Linked DNA regions of Homo sapiens: region 2 is linked to region 1. A link is a contact called in ENCODE Hi-C data. All regions are on one chromosome and are shown on one strand. The core of a region is the stretch at or near the end of the contact, and the rest is flanking DNA. Distances in the headings are between cores, read along the strand shown.

What was found. A loop is a pair of places that touch in the nucleus more often than their neighbours do. Pooled maps may share reads with other maps.
Region 2: a loop to region 1 is called in a map with no recorded cell type, with 2.3 times the contacts of the local background. The contact joins two enhancer-like sites. A Hi-C loop is called at or near these places in 2 of 37 single-sample maps with no recorded cell type and 2 of 50 pooled maps.

The regions. Positions count from the first base shown.
Region 1 is chr13:94,637,540-94,643,059 of GRCh38, forward strand. No RefSeq gene overlaps it. Among named protein-coding and RNA genes, the nearest start is that of GPR180, 38 kb to the left of the region's middle. Within about 2 kb of position 4,057, at least 4 of the 41 ENCODE cell types and tissues checked have a DNase peak (open chromatin) inside an H3K27ac peak, as active enhancers do.
Region 2 is chr13:95,476,981-95,482,524 of GRCh38, forward strand. CLDN10-AS1 (CLDN10 antisense RNA 1) reads right to left here. Exons shown (of 4, transcript NR_046533.1): 4 at 2,464-2,982. It also overlaps a transcript of CLDN10 not described here. Among named protein-coding and RNA genes, the nearest start is that of CLDN10-AS1, 54 kb to the right of the region's middle. RefSeq lists enhancers at 1,628-1,987, 3,326-3,405. Within about 2 kb of position 1,696, at least 3 of the 41 ENCODE cell types and tissues checked have a DNase peak (open chromatin) inside an H3K27ac peak, as active enhancers do.

The DNA of each region.
Region 1 (5,520 bases), core at 2,807-5,306:
ATTAAAGAAGTCAATTTTACTGTATCATGATTTTTTTAATTGTACTTTAAGTTCTAGGGTACATGTGCACAGTGTGCGGGTTTGTTACATATGTGTACATGTGCCATGTTGGTGTGCTGCACCCATTAACTCGTCATTTACATTAGATATATCTCCTAATGCTATCCCTCTCCCCTCCCCCTACCTCACGACAGGTCTCGGTGTGTGATGTTCCCCTTTCTGTGTCCAAGTGTTCTCATTGTTCAATTTCCACCTATGAGTGAGAACATGCGGTGTTTGGTTTTCTGTCCTTGAGGCAGTTTGCTGAGAATGATGGTTTCCAGCTTCATCCATGTCCCTATGAAGGACACAAACTCATCCTTTTTTATGGCTGCATAGTATTCCATGGTGTATATGTGCCACATTTTCTTAATCCAATCTATCATTGATGGACATTTGGGTTGGTTCCAAGTCTTTGCTATTGTGAATAGTGCTGTAATAAACATGTGTGCATGTGTCTTTATATCAGCATGATTTATAATCCTTTGGGCATATACCCAGTAATGGGATGGCTGGGTCAAATGGTATTTCTAGTTCTAGATCCTTGAGGATTCGCCACACTGTCTTCCACAATGGTTGAACTAGTTTACAGTCCCACCAACGGTGTAAAAGTGTTCCTATTTCTCCACATCCTCTCCAGCACCTGTTGTTTCCTGACTTTTTAATGATCACCATTCTAAATGGTGTGAGATGGAGTCTCATTGTGGTTTTGGTTTGCATTTCTCTGATGGCCAGTGATGATGAGCATTTTTTCATGTGGCTTTTCGCTGCATAAATGTCCTTTTGAGAAGTGTCTGTTCATATCCTTTGCCCACTTTTTGATGGGGTTGTTTTATTTTTTCTTGTAAATTTGTTTAAGTTCTTTGTAGATTCTGGATATTAGTCCTTTGTCAGATGGTAGATTGCAAAAATGTTCTCCCATTCTATAGGTTGCCTGTTCACTCTGATGGTAGTTTCTTTTGCTCTCAGAAGCTCTTTAGTTTAATTAGATCCCATTTGTCAATTTTGGCTTTTGTTGCCATTGCTTTTGGTGTTTTAGACATGAAGTCCTTGCCCATGCCTATGTCCTGAATGGTATTGCCTAGGTTTTCTTTTAGGGTTTTTATGGTTTTAGGTCTTACATTTAAGTCTTTAATCCATCTTGAATTAATTTTTGTATAAGGTGTAAGGTAGGGATCCAGTTTCAGCTTTCTACATATGGCTAGCCAGTTTTCCCAGCACCATTTATTAAATAGGGAATCCTTTCCCCATTTCTTGTTTTTGTCAGGTTTGTCAAAGATCAGATGGTTGTAGATGTGTGGTATTATTTCTGAGGCCTCTGTTCTGTTCCATTGGTCTATATCTCTGTTTTGGTACCAGTACCATGCTGTTTTGGTTACTGTAGCCTTGTAGTATAGTTTGAAGTCAGGTAGCATGATGCCTCCAGCTTTGTTCTTTTGGCTTAGGATTGTCTTGGCATTGTGGGCTCTTTTTTGGTTCCATATGAACTTTAAAGTAGTTTTTTCCAATTCTGTGAAGAAAGTCATTGGTAGCTTGATGGGGATGGCATTGAATCTATAAATTACCTTGGGCAGTATGGCCATTTTCCCAATATTGATTCTTCCTATCCATGAACATGGAATATTCTTCCATTTGTTTGTGTCCTCTTTTATTTTGTTCAGCAGTGGTTTGTAGTTCTCCTTGAAGAGGTCCTTCACATCCCTTGTAAGTTGGATTCCTAGGTATTTTATTCTCTTTGAAGCAATTGTGAATGGGAGTTCACTCATGATTTTTTTAAATAAAATAAAAAATGAATGTTGTTTAATGCCTTTTCATCATCCAAGAATATGATGATATAATTATTCTCTTTTGTTCTATCAACATGGTGAGCAGCAGTAATAGATTTCCTGATGTAGAACCATCATTCAATACATTTTGGAAAGTTTTATCATCCCAAACTGATGAGATTTTTTTAAAAAAACGGCCAGACACGCTGGCTCTCACCTGTAATCCCAGCACTTTGGGAGGCCGAGGCGGGTGGATCACTTGATGTCAGGGGTTCAAAACCAGCCTGGCCAACATGGTGAAACCCCGTCTCTACTAAAAATACAAAAATTAGCTGGGCATGGTGGCATGTGGCTGTAATTCCAGTTACTGGGGAGGCTGAGGCAGGAAAATCACTCGAACCCAGGAGGCAGAGGTTGCAGTGAGCCGTGATCATGCCACTGCACTCCTGCCTGGGCGGCAGAGCAAGACTCCGTTTCAAAAAAAAAAAAAAAATCCGGATACTTAATATGGTATAATCTCTAGCAGTATGAAGAATGAGAACATTCAGATTCACTCTCGAGTCATATCTGTTTGCTTTGAAAAGTCTATTTAAAATCAGCTCTTTTTTTTTTGTTTTTTTTTTTTTTTTTGAGACAGTCTTGCTCCGTTGCCCAGGCTGGAGTGCAGCGGCACAATCTCAGCTCACTGCAACTTCTGCCTCCCGGTTTCAAGCAATTCTCCTGCTTCAGCCTCCCGAGTAGCTGGGATTATAGGCTCCCGCCACCACGCCCTGCTAATTTTTGTAGTTTTAGTAGAGACGGGGTTTCACCATGTTGGCCAGGCTGGTCTCAAATTCTCGACCTCAAGTGATCCACCCACCTCAGCCTCCCGAAGTGCTGGGATTACAGGCGTGAGCCACCACACCTGGCAAGTTGTACTGTTTGAATTTTTGCTTTATACATCACTTATATTTCAGATTTATTGCCACTAGGTGCTGTAAAATATGGCTGGTTAGGTATAAAAGATGTTGAAACCTTTCACAATTAGAAGGTATTATGATATACTGGAAAAGAGCATGGCCTTTGTGGCAAGACAGACCTGAATTCAAATCTTGGCTGTGCCATTTTTCAACAATTTTCTTATTTGTAATCTGTTTCAGAGCAAACAGTCATTCTTTTAGTACAGGAAAAGGTCCTACAAGATAGAGTGAGAAGTGGCCAGATCTGAGAGATGAGTTCTGATATTAGGAGCTCATGGAATTGTTGTAAAGATTATGTATGGTGCTTGTTCCCACTCAGTGCAATGCTCATTGTTTATAGACCTGAAGGTTTTGTGTAAAATTTTCAGCGAGCCTGATGTTCTTCCTAATCTGTCTGTTCGTGGAGATAATATTTAAATGTGCATGAGATGAAATGTTTGTTTTAAATAATCATACATATGTGGTTAGAACAGAAAGTTAGGTGTGTTTGGGATATGTTCAAGATTCTAATTCACACATGACTGCATTCCAACTTACTCCCACACAAAATAAACTTTTAAATCTCTTGCCTAGCCTGTGAGCCTTATAGATCTTTCAGAAGATTAGTTTTTAAGACTTACTCAGAAGTCAATGTTTGTAAAAGGCTTTTTTTTTTTTTTTTTTTTTTTTTGGCGAGGGGGCCAGGGTAAGTAAGAGACAGATTGTTTCAGTGCAAAGTGGTTTCTTTCTGGGTACACCACAGATTGATCTAACTTATGTTCCTCGTCAAATTAGTAGACTATGTTTTATTTCATTTTGTAAAGACAGCAGCTTTTGTGGAAATAAATGATACCTGGTAGTTGTTAAATTTTAATATTTCCAAACTAACAAGGCTTTTAAATCCCTGTGAATTCTATCTTTGATTGTTCTTCAAAGAATGTAGAGTGGTTCATAGAGTTAACCTGAGAATTCAAGATGGAAAACATTCCTGGCAGAGGAAGGTTGGGTTTTAAACACATAGCAAAAATTACAGATTATGGCTTCTATCTAGATTTTAAGGTCATAGGTCTTTCACCTTTTAAAATATGAATTCCCTTCTAGAGAGCAACATTTCCTGCCAGCTCTTCAGCTTCCAGGAACCCCTCTCTCAGATCCAGCCACTCCTCACTCTATCCAGTGAGAACTCTTCAGTGTGCTAAAAGAATCACTGTTTGCTCCAAACCAGATGTTTCCCTCCAGGGCTCTGCTTTAAGTCGGTAAGGCAATATTTCCTGCCCTTTGTCTTCTCCGTATTTTTCATACTTCTCCTCTTTATCATAATGTTGTTTTAGTTTTTCTGATTCTTGATGATACACCACTGTCAGCTCAAGCTTATGCTGAATTTCAACAGCTGTGACATGTCTAAACTGCATTATCTCGAAAACATTGGCTCTAGTGAAAACTAGAAAGGAGCCAAATTAATAAAACAAAACATTTCAAAGGGTTCCTATGGATACATCCTGAAACTAGGAAGTACATACTGAGTTGAGTTGACTCACTCAGCCTGTAATAGCCTCTTCTACACTGCTGCAGCATTTGTGTACACACTGTATAATACATGCTTCAGGAGAATTGGAGCATCTGATGATTGCAATCACATCACTAAAGGTGCACCTTGTTGCCTATGAAATCCATTCTTAAATGGGTTATTGTGTTTGAAGTGATTTATTACAATCTTTAGAGATAAAATATAAATACCATACTAGGGGTGTGGAAACCAAGGTACAAAATGATATGTTTTATGTAGAGGAGTAATCAGAAAATAATGAGTATGCATTCTAATAAGGGTAAAGTCACTAGAGCAGATTGAAAAGACTTCCTTTTATTGCAAGTTGAACCTGTGCAAAGCTGGACTCAGGCAGTAATAACATGATGCTACGTTCCTTTGCCTCTGGTTTTATGAGATCTTTATGCGTCCAGTGTGACTTTCTTCTTTATATATTCATGTTTTAGTTTTAATATATCTGCCTTGAGTTTGATTTTTTTTTTTTAGGGAGCTTCTGGGCAGGAATGTAAACACTACTGTACAGCCTCTGGGTTATAAGTGGTGGGGGCGGAGGTGGTGGCGGAGGAGGAGTCAGAAAAGGAGGAATAGATTCTGAAGTGAAGATCAGCTTATTTTTTATTTGAAAAGGAAATGCTTTTTATCTCCTTATATATAATGACTTTTTTCTGGGTTATTTGCGTATGCTTGGCCTTTTCTGTTAGTTCTTCATCTTTTTCTTTACACTTGCTAAGAACTGTGCCTACAATGCATATTGAAAATATTTTTCCTGCTTTGTGATTTGCTTTTCAGTTTTTTATATGATTGTTTTGGCATACAGAAATTTAAAGCTTTCATATAATCAAGTATGTGAATATTTTCCTCTGGGGTTCCTGCGTTTGGTTTTCTTCAGTACCCAAGATTCCATCTTCACTGGCATCTGTATACACTAATGCCATGGCTTCAATTGTTACAATCAATCTTTAATCTACTTGGAATTTATTTTTATATAAAACAATAGTTCTTATCCAGGCTATGCATTAGAATCACATGAGAAAAAAAATATTCATGCCTAGATTCCATCCCAGACTAATTTGTCGAGAATCTCTGAGGGTGGGGTGTGGTCACTGTATTGTTTCTGAATTTCTGCAAGTGACTTGAGATGTACAACCAGACTCAAGAACCGCTGTGTAAAGGGTCAGGTAGGGATCCAACATTTTCTTTTTCCAAATTGTTCCAATCCACCCTGCAAAGA
Region 2 (5,544 bases), core at 446-2,945, 840 kb after region 1:
CTGGGAGGAGAGGCGGGATGCAGACAAGTTGGGAACCAGCCACGCCTCTCCTCCTAGCAGGGGAGTTGCTCTAATAGGTTTTAATTTTATTCAGCTTTGGTGAGGCCAATAGATCAGATGATGACTCTCACTGAAGAGAGAGTTTCTTACTCTCAGATCTAAGAGAAGTGGGCACGCCACGCCATGCAGGGACACCCGGGGCAGCACGAGGGCTGGTCAAGAGGCAGAGGGAGAAGAGAACGTGGCCAGAGCCCTTATTATGGTTTCCACAGGAAAGAGTGGGCAAGGCAGGGTTAGCTAGCTCAGGACTGGCTAGTTTAAATCATTTCAGCAGGCTCTGGGGCATACAGGCTGTTCCTATTTGTCAGATACCTGGTCCTGGGTGATTAGGGCAGGGGGATAGTGGCCTGGAGTGTGAGAGCCAGATAAGGGAATTGGTTGGGATGCGAGCTCTGGGTTGGTTTTCATTTGAAAAGCATATCACCCGGAGGACTCCTTCCAGGGGGAGGGGGACAGTGAGGGAGACATATTATTGGGTTGCACAGAGCAAGGTGTGTCCTGCAGATGCACGCGGGGCAGATGTTAAAGCATCAGGTTTACAGAAAGGAGAAACATGGTTAATACAGAAGCAGAAAAGGAATGCAAAACAGAGAACAACTGCAAAGGTGCACATGCGGAAACACAGGTTGATGTCCTGCCAACCCTACTGTGGATGGTCTGTGGACCAGCAGCACCTGGGACTTAGAGAGGCAGCGTCTCAACCCCTCACCCCAGACTGAACGAATCTGAATCTGCAACACCCTCAGGTAACCCATATGTATCTTAAGCCATGATAAGTACTGGCATCAGCTGCAGACAGGCCCGTGGACAGATGGAGGAGGAGGAGGAAAACGTGTGGTTCGTTAGGGAGGCTTCTTGGAGGAGTCCTCTAACAATGAAAGCCAGCTTTCATGTGAAAAGAAATGAGATCTTTTGCCTAAAACAGTGGTTCTCAAAATTGGCTGCAAATTGGAATCACCTGTTGTGTTTTAAAAAGCTCTGGAGGCCAGGCACAGTGGCTCATGCCTATAATTCCAGCACTTTGGGAGGCTGAGGCTGGCAGATCACTTGAGTCAGAAGTTCAAGACCAGCCTGGCCAACATGGCAAAACACCATATCAACTAAAATAGAAAAAAAAAATAGCTGGACATGGTGGTGCATGCCTGTAGTCCCAGCTACTTGGGAGGCTGAGGCATGAGAATCGCTTGAGCCCAGGGAGCTGAGGTTGCAGTGAGCCAAGATCGCACCACTGCACTCCAGCCTGGACAACAGAGTGAGACTCTGTCTCAAAAATAAATAAGCAAGTAAATAAATAAATATAAAAAGCACTGATCCCTGCTTCCAAACACTGGAGATTCAGATTTAATTGAGATAAGGCCAGGATGTAGAGCGTTTACAGAACTCCCCAGGTGATTTAAACATACAGCCATGTTAGAGAACCACTGGCCTTTGCCATACGGAAGATATAATGTGCTGTACCAGGACCAGAGAACAGAGAAACAGAGGAATCAGATGGTTTGAGAGCAAGACCAGGAGTGTGCAGGTCTGCCCGGTGGGTGGGGTGAACAGGGAGGGTGCGCCTAGGATCCTTCTCCCCTCCCATCCCCATTTGGCTTCCTGGGCCACGTTCCTCAGCGCTTCGTTGGTTCTTACCCGGATGCTTGTATTCTGCTTCCCCCTAGTGGTGACTTGCAGTATGGCACAGCTGTCGCTGGCGGTTTCATTAAGGTTCCGCGTTCATCACTAACTTGTGACAGTGAGTTACAGCCTGTGGTCTCGACAGGTGGGATCATCCTAAGAATCATGTCCTGTGAGCATCTTCGCCATGTGACTTCAGGAGTTGCTCCCTCACAAGGAGCCTCAGGGAGTTATAGGTCACTGGCCAAGCACTGCCCTGGCACAGGGCTGCAACTGCAGCCTAAGTGGCTTCCTGTGCGTAAGGTTTAAGGAACTTTCATTTTATTAGCCAGTGGTTAAGTGCCTGTGAGAGCAATCATCAGCAGGTGCAGTGGTAGAAGATAACAAGCTTCCTAATAAATAGTGGCCACCGGCCGGGTGCAGTGGCTCATGCCTGTAATCCCAGCACTTTGGGAGGCCGAGGCAGGCAGATCACGAGGTCAGGAGTTCAAGAACAGCCTGGTCAACATGGTGAAACCGTATCTCTACTAAAAATATAAAAATTAGCCGGGTGTGGTGGCGGGTGCCTGTAATCCCAACTACTTGGGAGGCTGAGGCAGGGAAAATTGCTTGAACCTGGGAGGCAGAGGTTGCAGTGACCTGAGATCACACCACTGCACTCCAGTCTGGGTGACAGAGCAAGACTCCATCTCGGGGGGAAAAAAAGTGGCCACCACTTAAATCTTTGTAGCAAGAATGGGTTTTACTTAATTATCACATTTCATTCCAATGACAAGCCTGAAGGTATTAGGATTGTCAAATATTTTTATTGCAAATATGCATTACTAAGGCTATTTTTTAAAAAATACTTCGCTATATAAAGTCATATTCTTCTCTGAGATGGACATTTAGCAAAAATAAAGTCACAGACTTAACATTATAGTCATGAATAAATGTTTTAAAATTATGAGGGAGAAAGAACATTAACTAGAGAAAATGTTGCTACATCACTTTCAAAATAAGCACATATTTTAAACAGACATGGTTTGCAGAAGAGGATTCTCATCTTACAGATAAGAAAACAAACCTGGAGACCTTAAGGAACTTGATCAAGGTCACATAGCCAGTGACAGATGCAGGGTTTGAACCCACATTGGCTGGACAGCACTGTCTGTATGTACAGCTCCTCCCACATCCCCTGCAAGAGTCCAGGGGTTCTCACCTGCTCAAGGGTTTGCAACAGAGACTTCACTTGAATCCCTGATTGAGTCTCTGGTTCCTCCAAGCTCCCCTAGTTCCTCTTTGTATTAGTCCATCTTCACACTGCTAATAAAGACATACCCAAGACTGGGGAATTTATAAAGGAAGGAGGTTTAATGGACTCACAGTTCCACATGGCTAGGGAGGCCTCACAATCATGGTGGAAGGTGAAGGAGGAACGTCACATCCTACATGGTGGCAGGGAAGAGAAAACTTGTGCGGGGGAGCTCCTTCTTATAGAACCATCAGATCTTGTGAGACTCACGATCACAAAAACAGCATGGGAATGACCCGCCCCCATGATTCAATTACCTCCCACCGGGTCCCTCCCACGACACATGGGAATTGTAGGAGCTATAATTCAAAATGAGATTTGAGTGGGGTCACAGCCAAACCATATCTCTCTTCTTTCCAGTTTCACATTGACTCAGACACTTCCTTCGGTAGAGCAGTCTCTGAAGGCCCTGTATTAGAGGAGAATGCCCTTGCCCAATCCTGGCAGAAAACCTCTCTCCACAGCTCACACCCAGAGCTGGGCTCAGGCCAGATGCGGAAGAGAGATAATGAGAGAAATAGGAAGCGTCTGAAGCTGGCAGCCATTGTGGTCCCCTGAGCTGGCTGGTTCCTTTTCTTCTCCCCTGAAGCTCCTGCCCACTGGGAGCCAGCTCCTGTCCACCCTACCCCAGTTTCAAGAGTTCCTAAAACTCTGGTGTGAACCAGAACCACTGGGAAACTTGTTAGAATGCAGATCCCTTGGCTCCACCCTCAAAAATTCTGATTCAGGATAATCAAAAACGGGACCCAGGAATTTGCATTTTAAGCAAACAACCCACGTGAATTCTGCTGCATGGGGTCCTCAGAACACACGTTGAGAAATATTCAATAGACACGCTATTCACATTCAAGAGTACCAATGAAGGCCCATAAGCTATGTTGAAATACTTAGAAGTTATCTATCAAGTGAATAAACTGTCAAATATATATACATAACTACATGGCAGGCTAGAATTCCTGGGCTCTATAGCCCAAGCCAGAAGGTAATGGGACAGCAAGAGCTAACCCCCAGCTGCCATCCTTCCCCTTTGTCTTCCCACTTTATGCCATGAGGAACTTGCTTCTTGAGCAAGAGGACACACCATCCATAAATTCAAGCACAGGCACTCTCCGTCCACCCTGTAACAGCTGCATCTTGACCACCTATTGGGCTAGAATGGACCCCAGAGAGGAAGCTGGCATTGACCCTGGAGGCAGAAAATTCCCAGGCACTCAGAGCATGGCCTAGATGGGGAAGAGTTTCCAGGAGGACGCATGCCCTTGACCTTGCAGACTCATAATTTTAAAACATTTATGACTAACTATAATGTTAAATCTGTGACTCAGTGCGGACCTTGCCTGCACTGAGGGGAAGGGCAGCAGAGGATGGCCGGGGCAGAACCCTCTAAGCTGACATTTCTCCAACATTCATGGGAATAGAAATTTCCTGGGATCTGAATCAGTAGGTCTAGGGCAGGGACCAAGATTCTGCGTTTCTAACAGCCTCCCAGGTAAAGCTGGTGAGGCTGGTCTTCAGACCACAGAATGAAGCAGCAAAGCTGTAAAGCAGGGGTCAGTACCAGGTAGTAAACTTTTAGTCTCTGAGGGCCATGTGGTTTCTGTGGCAATTATTCAACTCTGCTGTTGGGCATGAGAACAGCCACAGATGATATTTAAGAGAATGAGCATGGCTGTGTTCCAGGAAAACTTCATTTGTGAACACTGAAATTTGAATTTCAGATAATCTTCCTATGTTGCAAAATATTCTTCTTTTGGGTTCTTTCCATTATTTAAAAATGTAAAAACTCGATCAGGCACAGTAGCTCACGCCTGTAATCCCAGCATTTTGGGAAGCCGAAGTGAGTGGATCACCTGAGATCAGGAGTTGGAGACCAGCCTGAGCAACATGGCAAAACCCCATCTCTACTAAAAATACAAAATTAGCTGGGTGTGGTGGTGCATGTCTGTAATCCCAGTAACTTGGGAGGCTGAGGCAGGAGGATCACTTGAACCCAGGAGGCGGAGGTTGCAATGAGCAAAGATCGCACCACTACACTCCAGCCTGGGCGACAGAGTGAGACTCTGACTCAAAAAAGTAAAAACTCAATCATAACGTAACTTAATTGTACATGTAAAAATAAAAGAGTATAATTGGATTGTTTGTAACACTAAGGATAAATGCTTGAGGGGATGGATACCCCATGTTACATGATGTGCTTATTTCACATCGCATGCCTGTATCAAAACGTCCCATGTACCCCATAAATATATACACCTACTATGTACCCACAACAATTACAAATTTAAAAATTTACAAAAGATTTTTAAAATGTAAAAAACATTTTTTACATAGGCTATACAGAAACAGGTCTGGATGGGGAGGTTAGATTTGGCCCAAAGTCTGTAGTTTGTTGACCCCTTCTCTAATATATATGGCCCAAGTCAGGCGCCGTGCACAGCTGGGTCTAAGAGCTGTGCTGATCTACAAAGCCCACATGAAGCTGCTGTGGCAGAAAGGGTCTAGAGCCTCACTGAGTCATGTCTTTTGGGGATAGATGGGTCTTCTAGGTGCCCATCAAATCACACCTTCTCGGG